Linked DNA regions of Mus musculus: region 1 is linked to region 2. The links are chromatin loops, found by intact Hi-C in ENCODE. Cell type or tissue: heart. All regions are shown on one strand. Links, peaks and the distances in the headings refer to the core of each region. The heading gives the core; the rest is flanking DNA. Region 1 overlaps Ankib1 (ankyrin repeat and IBR domain containing 1). Region 2 holds the start of Ankib1 (ankyrin repeat and IBR domain containing 1).

Evidence for each region. Hi-C counts contacts between places; a loop is a spot of excess contacts. Peaks named below come from ENCODE experiments on the same cell type or tissue, not always from the same donor. Only the 100,000 strongest peaks of a DNase experiment are listed, where the experiment ranks them.
Region 1: it touches region 2 in a loop (5-fold over the local background); 5 of 42 quality-filtered maps call a loop at or near these places.

Annotation. Positions count from the first base shown.
Region 1 is chr5:3,729,392-3,736,506 of GRCm38, forward strand. Ankib1 (ankyrin repeat and IBR domain containing 1) reads right to left here. Exons shown (of 20, transcript NM_001289527.1): 6 at 4,585-4,793; 7 at 3,149-3,237; 8 at 244-388. Among named protein-coding and RNA genes, the nearest start is that of Ankib1, 70 kb to the right of the region's middle. In heart, for the core only: no CTCF peak of the experiment used is centred there; no DNase peak of the experiment used is centred there.
Region 2 is chr5:3,799,679-3,806,750 of GRCm38, forward strand. It overlaps Ankib1 (ankyrin repeat and IBR domain containing 1), which reads right to left and starts at 3,446. Exons shown (of 20, transcript NM_001289527.1): 1 at 2,919-3,446. Krit1 (KRIT1, ankyrin repeat containing) reads left to right here and starts at 3,487. Exons shown (of 17, transcript NM_030675.3): 1 at 3,487-3,805; 2 at 6,787-6,890. The coding sequence starts at 6,789. In heart, for the core only: a CTCF peak has its summit at 3,998; DNase peaks (open chromatin) are centred at 2,753 and 3,583; H3K4me3 peaks cover 2,758 bases; H3K27ac peaks cover 2,208 bases.

The DNA.
Region 1 (7,115 bases), core at 1,401-6,400, 71 kb before region 2:
TTCCTCTCAGGAGTATAAAATATTGTTAGGAAAAGAGTAGTTTCTATGAAAATATGTACTTTGAAATTAATTTTCATCAATCAGTTATAAAAAAGGGACAACAGCTTTTTGGGGTGGTGGTGGTTAAGTTTCACTTTGCCTTTTATACATACAAAATGCTGATTTGGCTCAAAGTTCTAGTTAATATCATCATTCCTATATACATTTAGAAATAAAACACAGGCTTAATACACTGTACCATACCTTAATATCAAACTGTAGGTATCGTTTGTCCATCTCCTTAGAAACTACACTTTCTATGACATCTACAGGCACGAGTTGAAAGCATTCATATGCAGGGCAGAAAATGTTATGGGCTTCACCTTCTTGAATTTTCAGATTTAAAAACCTATTAAAATGCCAATTGACAGAAAAAAAAGAAGAGGATGTAAATTATTCATTCATACTAAGAATGTTCTCTTTTTGAAGCTTTTCTATGAGAGTATAATTAAAATAACACCAAGAGTTATATGGTGTAGTGGTATTCACCAAGACCTGGGCTTACTCTTCCTCTCTTACACTGCCAGACACTGCATATGGCGTTGTAACTGTTATGTAATATAGTCTATGTACAAGCATAAAATGAACTTTTTACATCTGAATTTAAATGAATTTTTTTTTCTGAGACAAGGTCTTATGTACCTAGAAGGGTCTTGAACTAAGACCCTATATATATAACTAAGAGTGTCCTAGAACTTCTGTCTTCTTGCCTCCCTTCATATATGTTGTTGGAATTACGGGTATGTGCCAAGCAGGCCAGGTTTAAATGATACTAAGGTTGGAACTCATGCATGCTAGCTAAGCATTCTATTGAGATACATTCCTAGCTCTGGATCGTACAGTATTTAGCAATTCTAGAGAAACAGACGGAAAGCAAGTAACTACATTATAACTGCCTGGTAGCATGATCAACAATGTTGATTCTCTATCATCCTCTTCCTTTGCACTGTTTATTAATTTCACTGTACTTAGGAACAAGGGAGACTTAGACTGTATTAGACATGAGGCTTAAGCCTTACTATTAGGAAGAATGTCTTTGTGTGGGTAGAAAGAATAAGTTCCTCTCAAGTCACTGGCACAGATGCCTCAAAGCATCTGGCTACAGTGACAATGCAGAGGAGATGGTAAAAGGGAAACAGATGGGGTTTTCAAGCAAATGCCATTACTTGGTAAGCCATCAGTCTCCCGCAGACTGCTATTAATTTTAAAATATTTTTTTAACTCAATATATCAACTACTCAATTTGTTTTACTAGTGTCTGGTTTGACAAGAGCTGTCATGGGTCAGGTGGAGAATGGTAAGTAGATGGTATAATATCAAGGAAAACAATAAGAACAGAATTTAAAACTTACTAACCCCCCTTTCTGGCTAGGGGGTAGTTCTATGATACTAGTTATATGAGGAAGGTCATTAAAGGTTAAAAAAAATCCAAGTAATTCACTGGCAAGGCCAATTTTCATATCAGAACCAAGTCCAACAACCACCAATGGTAAAACCTAACTAACAGTCCTTCAGATAATATAGTTGAGACTTTGAAACTAAATATCCAGAGAAAATTTTCTGCTCAAGAATTGTGCTAAAAATGGCTTTAGTTTGTGAGTTTGACTATTGTGAATTAGTTGACTTGTATTAGCTATGCTGACTTGATCACATTAGATTTAAAAGTCTAGTCTATGTTTAGAATCTAAAACAAACAGGTATACTTATTTATTCTGACTTTTTGAAAAGCATTTCTTTCCCTCCAAATGAAGTCTTGCTTTACACTGTTTTAGAAAACATAAAAAGTACACCAGATGAAACCAGTACACAGATCAGTCTGTGTTATATATATTCAGGGTGAGGGAAGGTGAAGAGAGGAGGATGGAGAGGCAGAAAGATGTGCAGGTACATGTAAGAGTGTGTGTGTGTGTGTGTGTGCGCGCGCGCGTGCGTGCGTGCGAGTGTGCACGGGAGTGCATGTGTGCAGGCCAGATGACCTGAGATGTTATCCTAGAAACACTATCCTCTGAGGACAGTGCCTCTGAGGTAGAGCCTCTCATTGCCATGGAGCTAGAGGGCTATTTTTTAAGAATGATGCTAGACTGGCTGGACAAGGAGCTCCAGGGTTGAGACGTTTCTGCCTCTAACACTGGGTCTATAAGTGCATGCTAGTATGTGTGTTCTAGGACATGAGGTTGGTTTCCAATGTTTGGGGAACCACTTTACCCACTCTCGACCCTAATGAGTAAATTTGGGAAGCTAACAGAGACACTTATTGTCTTGATTGTGGTTATAGTTCCATGGTGTACACATGTCTCAATTTATGAACTAATTTATTTTAAATGTATAGACAGATATATAACAATTGCATTACAGCAAAACTGTAAACAAAACAAAAATACAGCAAACCACCAAGTCTTTGCTATCTCATTCATGCAATGCTCCCCACATCCCTACACTTGGTACCCAATATTCCATGAAAAAAAATAGTATTAGAGACTTGTTTAAGATCCTTATAACATATTTTGCTTAAATCATTAAATAAAAAGTCCCCAGAGACAGTAAGATACTATACTATTCATTTATACTAATCTGCATTTGTTTTAAAAACTGTCTCACAAAGTTCAAGGTAAGACATGAGAATATATAAATCTAAGACAGATTATAAAGAAGAAATGAGAGAAAAGCATGAGAAGAAAAATTTCTACTGTAATACACACCCAATCTCTAGTGTAAGCATTTGACTTTAGAGTAACAGAAAAGAATTTCAATTATCTGTAGTTCTTACAGGTTTTCAAGGCTTTCTGACTGCCTTAAAAAAATTCAGAGACCACCAATGCTTAAAATTCGTGCGATATAAGATAGAAACTGATTATTGGTATTTAGGTGTACATCTGAAATTTATATTATATGTAATATAAAAGAAAATACTAATACAATTATTTAGTTATACTTCCCTTGATGTCAAAAAGGAAAGACAAAACTATTCCTTCTTTGTGAAACAGTACATTTCAGTTAACTCAAAAACCAATACAAATAATCAGCATCATTAAATACTGAAGACAATTTCATTACCAAGTCAAAAGTGCTATCAATTAGTAAGAGATGAACAAGCTGTTCATGTACTCACGCCTCCCAACAGCCTCTACAAAAATCATGTCCACAGGGCATATCCACTGGATCTTCAAACACAGAAATACTGCACATACAAATGTCACACTGGAGATGGACAAGAAAAATGACTTAACAGGGTCAGACTCTGAAGAGAAGCAATACATTAATTTTGTTCACTAGTTCAAAGTTACAGTAATTATAATTCTTAAAAATTGAAAAGTTTCAAAGCTACAAGGTTGACTGTCTTTTTTATATTTTCCATTTAACTAAGTTTACCTATTAATCAGCATTGAGCATTAGGAAAGGGAAATATAAGAAATAAATCATTACCATCTATTCAGGTCAAGATCACATGGTGTGCTACAAAGTAACCATTGCAGTATCTTTCATTCTATGCTTACTGTGGAAAATACACAGGAACAGAGAAACTTTGTATTTGAATACAACAAGTCAGGATATTAAGAGTGGCAACTTGAGTTGGTGATGCGGCTCAGTGGTACAGTGCTTGCCTAGCAGGGTTGATCACCTGAGTTCAAGTACCAGCATCTCTTAACGACTCCCCTAAGCCCCTAACACACACACACACACACACACACACACACACACACACACACACGCACGCACGCACGCACGCACGCACGCACACACACACACACACACGCACGCACGCACGCACGCACGCACGCACGCGCGCGCGCGCATGTGCACGTGCACTCGGGTAAAGTGTTCAAGCAAGCAAGTCTGATACAAAACTATGTAAACAATGCTATGTTAACATGACTTAGGAGAAGCAACTTTGTTACAAATGTGTATTACAGAAATAGCATTTTGCCTTCCCAAATGGTTCCTACAGAGGACGAAGGGAAGCTTTCTTATTTATTACAAATTTCAAGTGGCTAAAGCAGTCTAATGCACCATAATCTCGCACACAGCACAGCAGCAGGGTGCTGTCTGTTTACTGCACACAAGGGCAGGACTGTTGCCTGTTAAAGGAGAAGCACTGATTAAGAAAATGTACTGAATGAACTCAGAACATTTGCTAGAACAAGCATATGATCATCACAATATATTGCAAATGCTTTACAATATTACCATTCAGTAAATTACTTTAAAATTTTCATTTTAGATTAAGAATATATACTATAAACTAAGTTTTAGTATTTCATTATGCTTTATTTAAATACATTGAATATTTCTAGGTGAAAATGTAGTATATGGTTTTTCCAAACTGTTTTGAAGTGAGAAAATATTTTGCTTTTCAACCGATAATACAGATATCACAAAATCATTCTATAGTAGTAAGAACTTACAAAGGCAAAAAAAATTACCAAGCCTTCAAAACAAGGTAGGAGATTCAGTTACAGTACTACAACCAACCACTCTACAGGGCAGTATCACACATAGTTTAAAAGTTGAAAGACTAAAAGCTTTGGGAAGTATACTAAGCCATACCAAACTGGTATCTAAATCCCCAGGAGACAGACTGATTTCATCTGGGGAGGTGACAGAGGATCTTGTAGTCCTTGGAGTTCTCGGGGAAGGCAGCGTGTCCCAGGCATTGTACCCACTGGGTGGTGGGGTTGGCATCTGCACCCCTGACCGCTGGCAGCAGTTCTCTGGGTTGGACATCCAAGCTTCAAGCAACTTCTCCCTGTCCCAATCTTTAGGAAAAACAAAACAGATATATATGAAAACCCAGAAATTACAATGTTTGAAACATACTAAAAATTGAAACAGGATAAATGAAAAGTTAAAAATTATAGAATGTATTCTATATAATAGTAACTATGAAGGCATGTCTTGGTAGACAAAAGTTAGTAATATTTTAAAATGGAATTTAAACTACAATTACTAGTACCATATGTTAAGAATGTTCTCAGAATTCCTAGTAATTCCTACTATTATTTTAGGTAGATGTTTTACTTAGAATTTACTAATTTTTTGGTAGAGGTTTAATTTAGCCACATTTCTCTTTTAGAACATAATTTTGCAACAGCCTTCACATGGTCTTTAGTTGTAAAATGGTTATAGTCCTAAAGGTCATTTGGTAAAGGGTCTGAAAGAAGGAAAAAATAATTTGGGTTATAAATAAAATTTTAGTGAATTAACTTAGCTTAAATATGGATTAATTTAGTACAGATAATCTTCTTTATGTGAATCTTTATAAAATGGTCAAGTGAAAACATTATTATAAAGTCTAGAGTCATAAAAATCCAAAATTAAAAAAAGCTAAAATATTAAAAAATTTTGCTTGGTGTTATACATATACATATATGTATATATGCATATATATATGTGTATATATATAATATTTATTATATACATTAATTTATTTCTCCTAATAACATTTTCAGTTTTTATTTAAATTGAAGAAAGTAAGACCCAGGGAAGTTATGTAACTTATCCACTCTCAGAAAGAGACTTGAAACCTTTTTTGGGATTCCAAAAGTGTGTTCTTCCTCCCCATCACCACACACTGTCAAGTATATTAAAAGTGCCCCCCCCAAATGTAAAACAGAACAGCACAATCTAGTCATACAATGATTCATAAGAACCAATGTCAGCCCACTATTGCAATACCTGGACAGTCATGTTTGTTTTAACACTAACTGCAACAGCTAATGGACTCAAGCTAGGTACTGATCAGCAGATGAACAGATAAAGAAAACATCACACACACACACACACACACACACACACACCACGCTAACATAATTTTTACACATTCTATTAGAAGCTATGTAAAATTTATTAAAAGGTCATGGCCTTTTTTCCTCCTGTTCTGTTTCTACTTCCTGTTTCTTATGCCCACCATACCAGAAAATACTGTCTATAATTTCTGTCATTTCCTTAGTGTATATAGAACCCCACATACAGTAACTATCTCCCTTTTCTTCATTTTAGTAATATGAAATAGCATTTTTAAAAGTTACCTGCCTTTTTTAAATGCTCTCCAAGCAATCTGATTTAGATTTCAGGAAAAGAGAAATTCTTCACATGTTTTATCAGTAGTGGTTCATTAATATTTAATCACAGATGATAATGGTCCATTCACATTCAATGCAAGATAATTGTATAAGAATACTGACTAGGAACAGTCAGTCTACTAGACAAAGAGTTCACTGCACATCAAGCTAATCTGGCACTGGTAAAACTATGTATTGTATAATAAGGCCAAACTCAGTGAAGTATTAGAAAACAAACAGGCTGACATATACCACAAGACCAGCTAGATAACTTATTCTTGGAATAGGAAAGTGGTTGAGAACTACAAAAGGTCACTTATAACACCAGCATGTTCAAGAGAATAACAAGTACTGACATTTCTAAAACTGCGAAAAGTACAACACAATGAAAACTGATTCTTGACTTTTTAAAGAAAGCGTAAATGGAGATTGTTGGTAGAGTGAAAAAGACAACCTGAGAACAAGAGACAACCTTTAGTGGATATATAATTAAACACCACCCTACTCCCCAACTACCAGCCAGTAAAATAGACTAGTGAGCCAAAAACACAGGTCTCAAAACAATCAAAAGGTCAACACACATTTTTAAACTGTTCAACATCTTTAGCCACTGGGATTCAATCTCATTCTATTCAAAATGACTAAAGAATAAGACAATAATGAATGCTGGTAACAAGGATGTGGAGATTGGAAACCATCACTCACTGGCTGCTGCTGTTCATTGGTACAGCCATTATGCAAATCAGTATGTATGTTTCTCAAAAATTGGAAATAAAATGATCACATATGATACAGCTTCTGGGCACATAAACAAAGGGTTCTACAACTATCACAGAGATATCTGCCTATCTACATACTCTAGTCACAAAATAAGGAAATGGAACCAGCTTACATATATATGAGCAAATGAAGAGATAATAAAAGTGTGACATATACACACACTTTGCAGATTTTATCTGCAAATTAGATTAATTAAAAATTAAATTATACATTTTTCAGGAAAATGGGTAAACCTAT
Region 2 (7,072 bases), core at 2,073-7,072:
GTATTCAGCAGCAGCTCTTTGTATGGGTAGCAGCTTCTCCACTGGAGATTACTTCTAAGTCATGTAAGCTGAAACACTGCAAAATTATTGTTAAAATTCTGAAAAATGTAATGTACAATACCTCCTGGTAGGAAAAAACCTGAGAGCTAGCTATCAGTGTCTGCGACCAAAGACAGAAGGAAATTTCAGCTAAAACAGTTATATATCTTCCTTTCTCATACTGAATGGATACATTAACAAGGAAGGCAATACTTCTATACCTTCAGTCTAAAAAAGGCATCAGAACAGGCTTTTTCTTCATGTATTTCCAGTGGGCATTTACATCCCAATGATAAAGAACATCTTCATTTGTTCATCTTTATAGGTCAAGCATCAAACAAATTTATAGTTCTGTTGAGTAGGAATTCTCAGAAACTTGAGTAATATCAAAGATTTTTACTACAAGTGAAACTGAAAGACTATGAGTTTCAAGATAAGTGTGTGTGTGTGTGTGTGTGTGTGTGTGTATGCTCACACATGTGACAAAACAGAAAAAAAATGACAAATGTTGCTGTCTTTTAAGCAATCAAGTAGTATTAATGATCTGTTCCATGACACCAAGGACAGAAAAGCATGGAATTAGTAAAGGGCACTGGCCAAAAGAAGAGCAAGCTCTTAACAGATTTTGATTTTTAAAAATAAACGAAATGTTTAGGGTACAAATGAAGCACAGGGAGAAGAGTGTTAGTAGTCATAAGCTATGCTTCTAAAAAAGCTAGGGGCTCCGAGAAACTGTTTGAACTGTATCAAAATGCTACTGGGCTGTAAGTCCTTCTAATAACAGGGGTATACAATCACTTTCAGTCTGAAGAGGTGGTTTCATTGCAGAACCAAAATCCTCCAAGGCATTTAGACAGAATCAGTCAAAAGTTGGTAAATTCAACAAGAAAGGGAATCTTGATGCACTTCTTCTTGTATCGACAGAGCATCAATCCTGATCTTCACACACAGTTCAGTAAAGGTTGAATGAAATGAGGTAATGAAAGAAGCAGGAAAGTAAAGAGGCAGTCTAAAGAAAAGATACTGTAAAGTCCAAACATCACTGTTCCTCTAGTTAGATACCTAAGCATTTTTAGGATGATATACAAACTCCTCCAGGCTGAGACAATTCTGAGCTGACTCTCAATATTTGAAAGAAACACTTAAAAATATAACCTAGATAAATGGTGCATGTACCCTCAAAGGGAAGAAAATTACTCAAAACGCTGAGGAAAGTTTTTCACTCCATTCATGGAGATCAGAGAAACTTTATTCATGCTTTTCCATCAACTGTATTTCCTCATATATGAAAATAACTTTGATCTTTTACCTACAGGCAGGCTATATAAATATATGTGTTTCACTTTCACAAGTGAGCACACCCAGGAAAGGAATCACGTCTCAGAAGTGAGGGTGCCGCAAGAGTTTAAAAGAGTGGCTAACAGAACTCTATCCCCATGGCTCAGCATGCACCTGTTTATAAGACTGCATACATGACTTCAGGACTCGTACATAGCATAAACTCAAGATTCTCAGAGCTTTGAGAAAACAAATAAATTAAGTAGGAAATGTTGTTCCTATCTTTCCTCTTTGTCCCAAAGATAAAAGAAACTAGTGGAATTTTCAAAAAAGATTGTTCCATGCAGCTAGCCATTCCCTGAGGAAAACCCTTAGAGCTTCTTCATCAGAAGCTGATTTTACACCTTCAACAATGCCCTCAAGTCTGCACAGTGCTGGGCTTCTGTGCCAAGGAAAGTCCATTTCCAGACAGACTGTGGGAGCTACATCTTCTGCGTCTGCTTCAAACTAAACTGTGAAGTGTAAAGTTACAGCCCAAGATAAACTGCTAAACGGCTTGCTGGGGTGACTAAACATATTTATTGTTCCTAAAGAAATAATTTCCAAGAAAAAAAAATCACCAATGTTACCATACTACCTTAGTTTACAGAATATTAACAGAACCTACACCGTACAGAGTAACATTATTTTTAGAATTATCATTTGCTTTCTAATAGTACCTTAAAAAGTAGTTAATGCATTGACAGCTGTCTAATCACTGACAGTATTAAAATTATATTTTAATCTAATTTCTGGAAAGTTCTGCAAAAGCAACCTAAAAATGCAAACTAAAATTTAACGAGAAACAGCCTAGTCAAACAGTAATCAAAACAGTAAGAAATTAACAGCATCCAAAGTACACTATCTAAAACTCCAGATGTTTTCACATTTGGTCTTCACATTTACTAGTAAACCTGAATGGGTCTTTCAATCCAAAGATTTTTCAACATGCCGTTCCATAAGAATGACGCTTGTGAGAATAAAAACTCTTCAAGACCTGCTTCATTACAGCTGTAGCTTCAATTACCTCCGACTCAAACATCAATGTACGAACAGTTCACACATACGTAGAGGAATGAGGGTACAGAGGAGCGTTCATTCTTTTGTTTGGGTGGCAAAAGCAACACAAATAAAGGTTCAGTGGTGCCATCTGCACCTATCCCCACCCATGACAGTCCTACAGAGCACTTTTAACCTAGTCGCTCCTCACTATTTCAGGTCCACGGAGTTAGTGGAATCCAAGGCTTTCCAGGTCCCAACAAGGGTTGCGGAGACTGTGAGGTCCGGGGTTCTACAGAAAATGAAGGAGGGCACGAATCTTTTGAGGACAGAGGGACAAGGCTATGTAGACGTGTGTGGAGGATGGGACGCGCCGCGGAAACCGGGAGGCTTGCAAATTCGCGAGCGCGAGAAACCCCGTAGGGCAGACAGGATGCTGTGCTCCTTCGGGGACGGGGAGAGAAGGGGTGACAGGGCAACCCTCGCAAGAGACGCGGAAGGGCGTGAACTAGGCAGGCTCGAGACTGCCTCGGCCAGAGCCGAGCCGCGAAGCAGAAACTTACGGTTACTTCTCCCGGCCGGGACCGGGCTCGCGTCGATTCCCCCCAGATCTGCAGGTCTTCCTCTGTCGCGGCCACCTGGCTCTCGCGCCGAGCGGGTGACCTCTCGGGTCCACTCGGCGCCCCACCCACCCGCCGGCGGCGGCGGCTGCGGGAGCCGGAGGATGCGCGCTGGAGGCCCGCGGGAAGCGCTGCGCGAGCCCGACGCGCCCGGCGAGCTCACACTGGGCGGGCGCCCCCCATCTTCTCCCGCTGCGCGCCGCCGCTCTCAGGCTATGGAGGAGGGGGGCGGTGGCGCCTGCCTCCGCCGCTCGCTCAAGTCCAGCGCATGGTCGTGCCGCGTGCGCACGCAGCCGCGGAGGCCGACCTCCCTTCCCCGACCCCCGTCCTTGCTATAGCTAGCGTCGGGCTCGGCTGCCGCCAAACCCCGCGAGCTCACGGTCGCCCGCTCCCAGACAGCTGCGGCCGCCGCGCGAAGTGGCACGGACCGGCACGAACGGCGGCTCCCCGCGGGCCGACCCGGAAGCTTTTTCAGCCGCAAACCTGAAGCGGCCTTGGGGGCGTAACCCCGGAAGTTATTGCCCGGCGCCGGTAGCGGTGGGATGGCGAGCTGAGGCCTTTGGGAGCCCGAAGCTGGTGGAGAGGCTGAAGGGTTCCTGGAGCCGAGGGAGAGGAAGGACGGTGGGGAACAGGTGCCCTGAGACCCGAACTCGCGGGGCGGCTTTTGGTGACAATCCAGGGGCTTCCTGCCACAGGAAGTTGGGGTGGGCCTCCTAGATAGGCAGAAGGAATGAGAAAACGGTGACGGGCTGGCTCCGCCATCCTTCGACTGCCGCCCCACCCACTGACTTGGATGTAGCGGCTCGGGAGAGGATCCGCCGCCCGCCCGGGTGAGTCTTTCCCGTTTCCTTGGCGGAAACAAGGAAAGCAAGGCAAGAAGAGCCAGACGCCGGCTGGAGCCAACGGCAGGAGCACCGAAGCTCGCCCACGAGGCTCTGCATCAAGGCGTGTTGTTTCTTACACGCCGGTACCGAAAAGTCACCGGCGTCTCTTGGGTGGGAACTTTTGGAGCAAAAGCAGCTTTGCATTTTTCCCGGTAGGGGAGCACTGGTGGGTGGTGCCAAGGGAAAGACTTCCCAGGCAGTGTTGTCATTGCCAGGACAGTGACAGCTTATCGATTGTAGCTGTCTTCTCCCATCTATCCGAGTTCTTCCTTTATGTCTCCTTTTGGCTTGCACTCTCTGCTCTCTCCTCCCCTCGGTCTTTGTAACTTCACCAGAAGCCTTGATGTGGTTGGCCGACCTCAAGATTTCAGCTCCATTCCTGTCCTGCTCTCTCAGGGAACTTAGCGTGTCTTTATTGTAAACAAACTCACTGACCCACAAAGGAGTAATTACCCCTGCTGTGGGCACTAAGTGAAAATTGTATGCCTCTCCTTTGTCAATCATAATGAAAATCAACAATATCCCTGCATATTTTTTAAAAAAATCGCAGACAGCCCTCCAAGTTATGAACCATCTCCACTTACATAAGTCCTCATTTTTTAGGCAGCATATCATTCATGCCTGAGCATTTCTCCAGTGCAGTGAGCCATATAGCATATTAGCAATGGCTTTATTTATTTTTATTCTTTTGACTAGTTCTCTCTTCCTGTCGGTTTCAGTTGCACCAGCTTCACCTTCATCGCTGGTAGCTTTTGTTGTTTTCCTGGCTTCAACCTTTGTTTCCTTTTATGTCATTGGAAGACTATTTTAAGTGCTCCAGTACAAATACTTTTTTAAAAATAAACTTAAAATAAAAAAAAAAAGAATTTTTGCGAATATGTTGCTAGCAGTAAGTTTGTTTTATATATTTAAAATATGAGTATTTAAAATATATAATGAGTATTCACAAATGAAACACTTTGCTAATAGACGTTTTCTTATGAATTGATTGAGATAAGAATTGGTTTACTTTAAATTCTGTGCAGAAAGTTAACTACTTAGTTTCTCCTTTAGGTACTTTATAGAAAGCATCATTTTCTATAGTTGCCATGTTCTTTGTACAGTGTCTATAATACAGTGTCTTTTTAAGAGGTTTGCAGTTTTTAAGGCTTTCATACATATGTATATATCTTGTTTATAGTTTATTATGTTTTAGTCGGTGTTAATCTGAGATGAAAAGCAGTTGCTAAACAGGAAGTTTTAAGAAAAGCCTTTTTTTTTCTATAGGCAGCTCTTTTGCATGTAGTGGATTTTTAGAATGTTCTTATTAAAATTTTTTTATCTAAAAAAAAATTCCATGAACTATCCTCAAAACTTTAAACAAGATGAAATGTCTTCATCCTAATGTTTCATTCAAACGTCTTCAAGGAAAGACCTTTAGTTTCGGCTGTCCCTGTCTCTGTTGCCTGGCTTTGGGACCCTTCCCCCTAACTAGGCTGCCTCTTCCAGCTCAATAGGAGAAGATGCACATAATCTTACTGAAATTTGACTTGAAGGCTGGTTGATAGCCTTGGGATGTCTCCCTCCCCTTTTCTGAAGAGAAAAGGAGAGTCTTAGGGGAGAGGAGGGAGGGGAAACCTTAGTTGAGATGTAACATAACTAAATAAATAATTGAAAAAAAGAAATACCTTTAGTTTCTTTGGTACAAAATCAGTGAAAACTTTGTAACTAAAAAAACGTTTTATTAAGACAAATGTTTGTGAAATAATACTTGTTAAGCTTTTAGACTAAATTTTATTTAAGATGCCAGAAGTTATTGAATTTTAAAAAGAATTTCATTTTAATGAAACTTTCAAAAATAAGGCATTTTTAAATTTTAGGAAAGTGAGTCAGGGTGTCAGAGTGACATCAGTTGCCTCTCAGAAAACAGAATAAAAATGTATATCCTCTCAAGGAACATTTTCAGCCCTTTCTTGAAAGTGCTCTTTTTCTCTTTTTTCTCTCCTAGGAGTTGAAGCAGTAAGGGACTCATTAAATATGAAAAAAACATTTTAATGCCTAATGGACCTTTTAAAAAATTGAAGAGAGTTCATGTAAATGTAACTAGAAAAGAAACTCTATGGTTGATGTTCTTTTCGAGACTTACTGGCATATAACTCAGAGAACCTTTAAAGGCCAAAAAGATGAACATATTCAATCCAAGAGAACCTTTTTAGTATAGCTGTGAAGAAGTAATTGCACTGACCACGAGAACATTCAGCAGTCACATATACAGCTGAAATTCAGTTATTTTTTCCAAAATTGCTCAGTGAAGACTTAGAAATAGTTTTGGGGGGTAGGGAGGATTACATTCATCAATATATTGAATATATTTCAAAGAGCAACTTTGGATTATCTAGAGGTTTGATAACACAGACAGAAAGGATTTCTTTTGTCAACTAACCAACTGGTTTCAATCTACAATGGGCATCTCCAAAGGTTATAGAACCTAGCTGAGGTCATCCAAATGATTAAGTCAAATATTTTTTTTTTTTTTTTTTTTTTGCTGAAAGCTATAAAGTGTCAGTAGGTATAAAGTAGCCAGCTACTCCCAGATTCTAAACTTCACATTTGTTTGTATAATGTGTAGGAAATAAGAGTGCATTATTCTGAACCACTATTTCAAGTCATTGTTTACTTTATAGGATATTTTATAATTGTACCACATTTTTAAGCCTCAAATTCTTGATTCTTGATGATGAAGATAAAATTAAAGTCATTTCTTGCTTGCCTTTTAGGGATTGTATATTGTAAGACATAAAAGTCAGCATTTTATAATTTTTTTCAAAGTAAATATTAGAAAATAAAAGTTGTTGGACTAGGATATAATTTGCTTTTGTTTTTGTTTTTACTTTGCCACCAGTTATGTCATTTTCTCTTCCAAGGAACTTTTTGTTTGTTTTATAAAGCAATGGGAAATCCAGAAAACATCGAAGATGCTTACGTTGCAGTTATTCGTCCAAAGAACACTGCTAGTCTCAACTCCCGGGAGTATAGAGCTAAGTCCTATGAAGTGAGAAGATTTAATAACATTTAATTCCTACTATTGGATGTCATTCTGTACTACCATTTACATATAAAGCATTATGAACATATGCTATAATTATTATTAATAAGCTAGTTAATATAGATTTCTATATACTTGCATTTTTTTCTACTGTGTGCCTTTCCTAATTTGGTGTTCATTTACATATG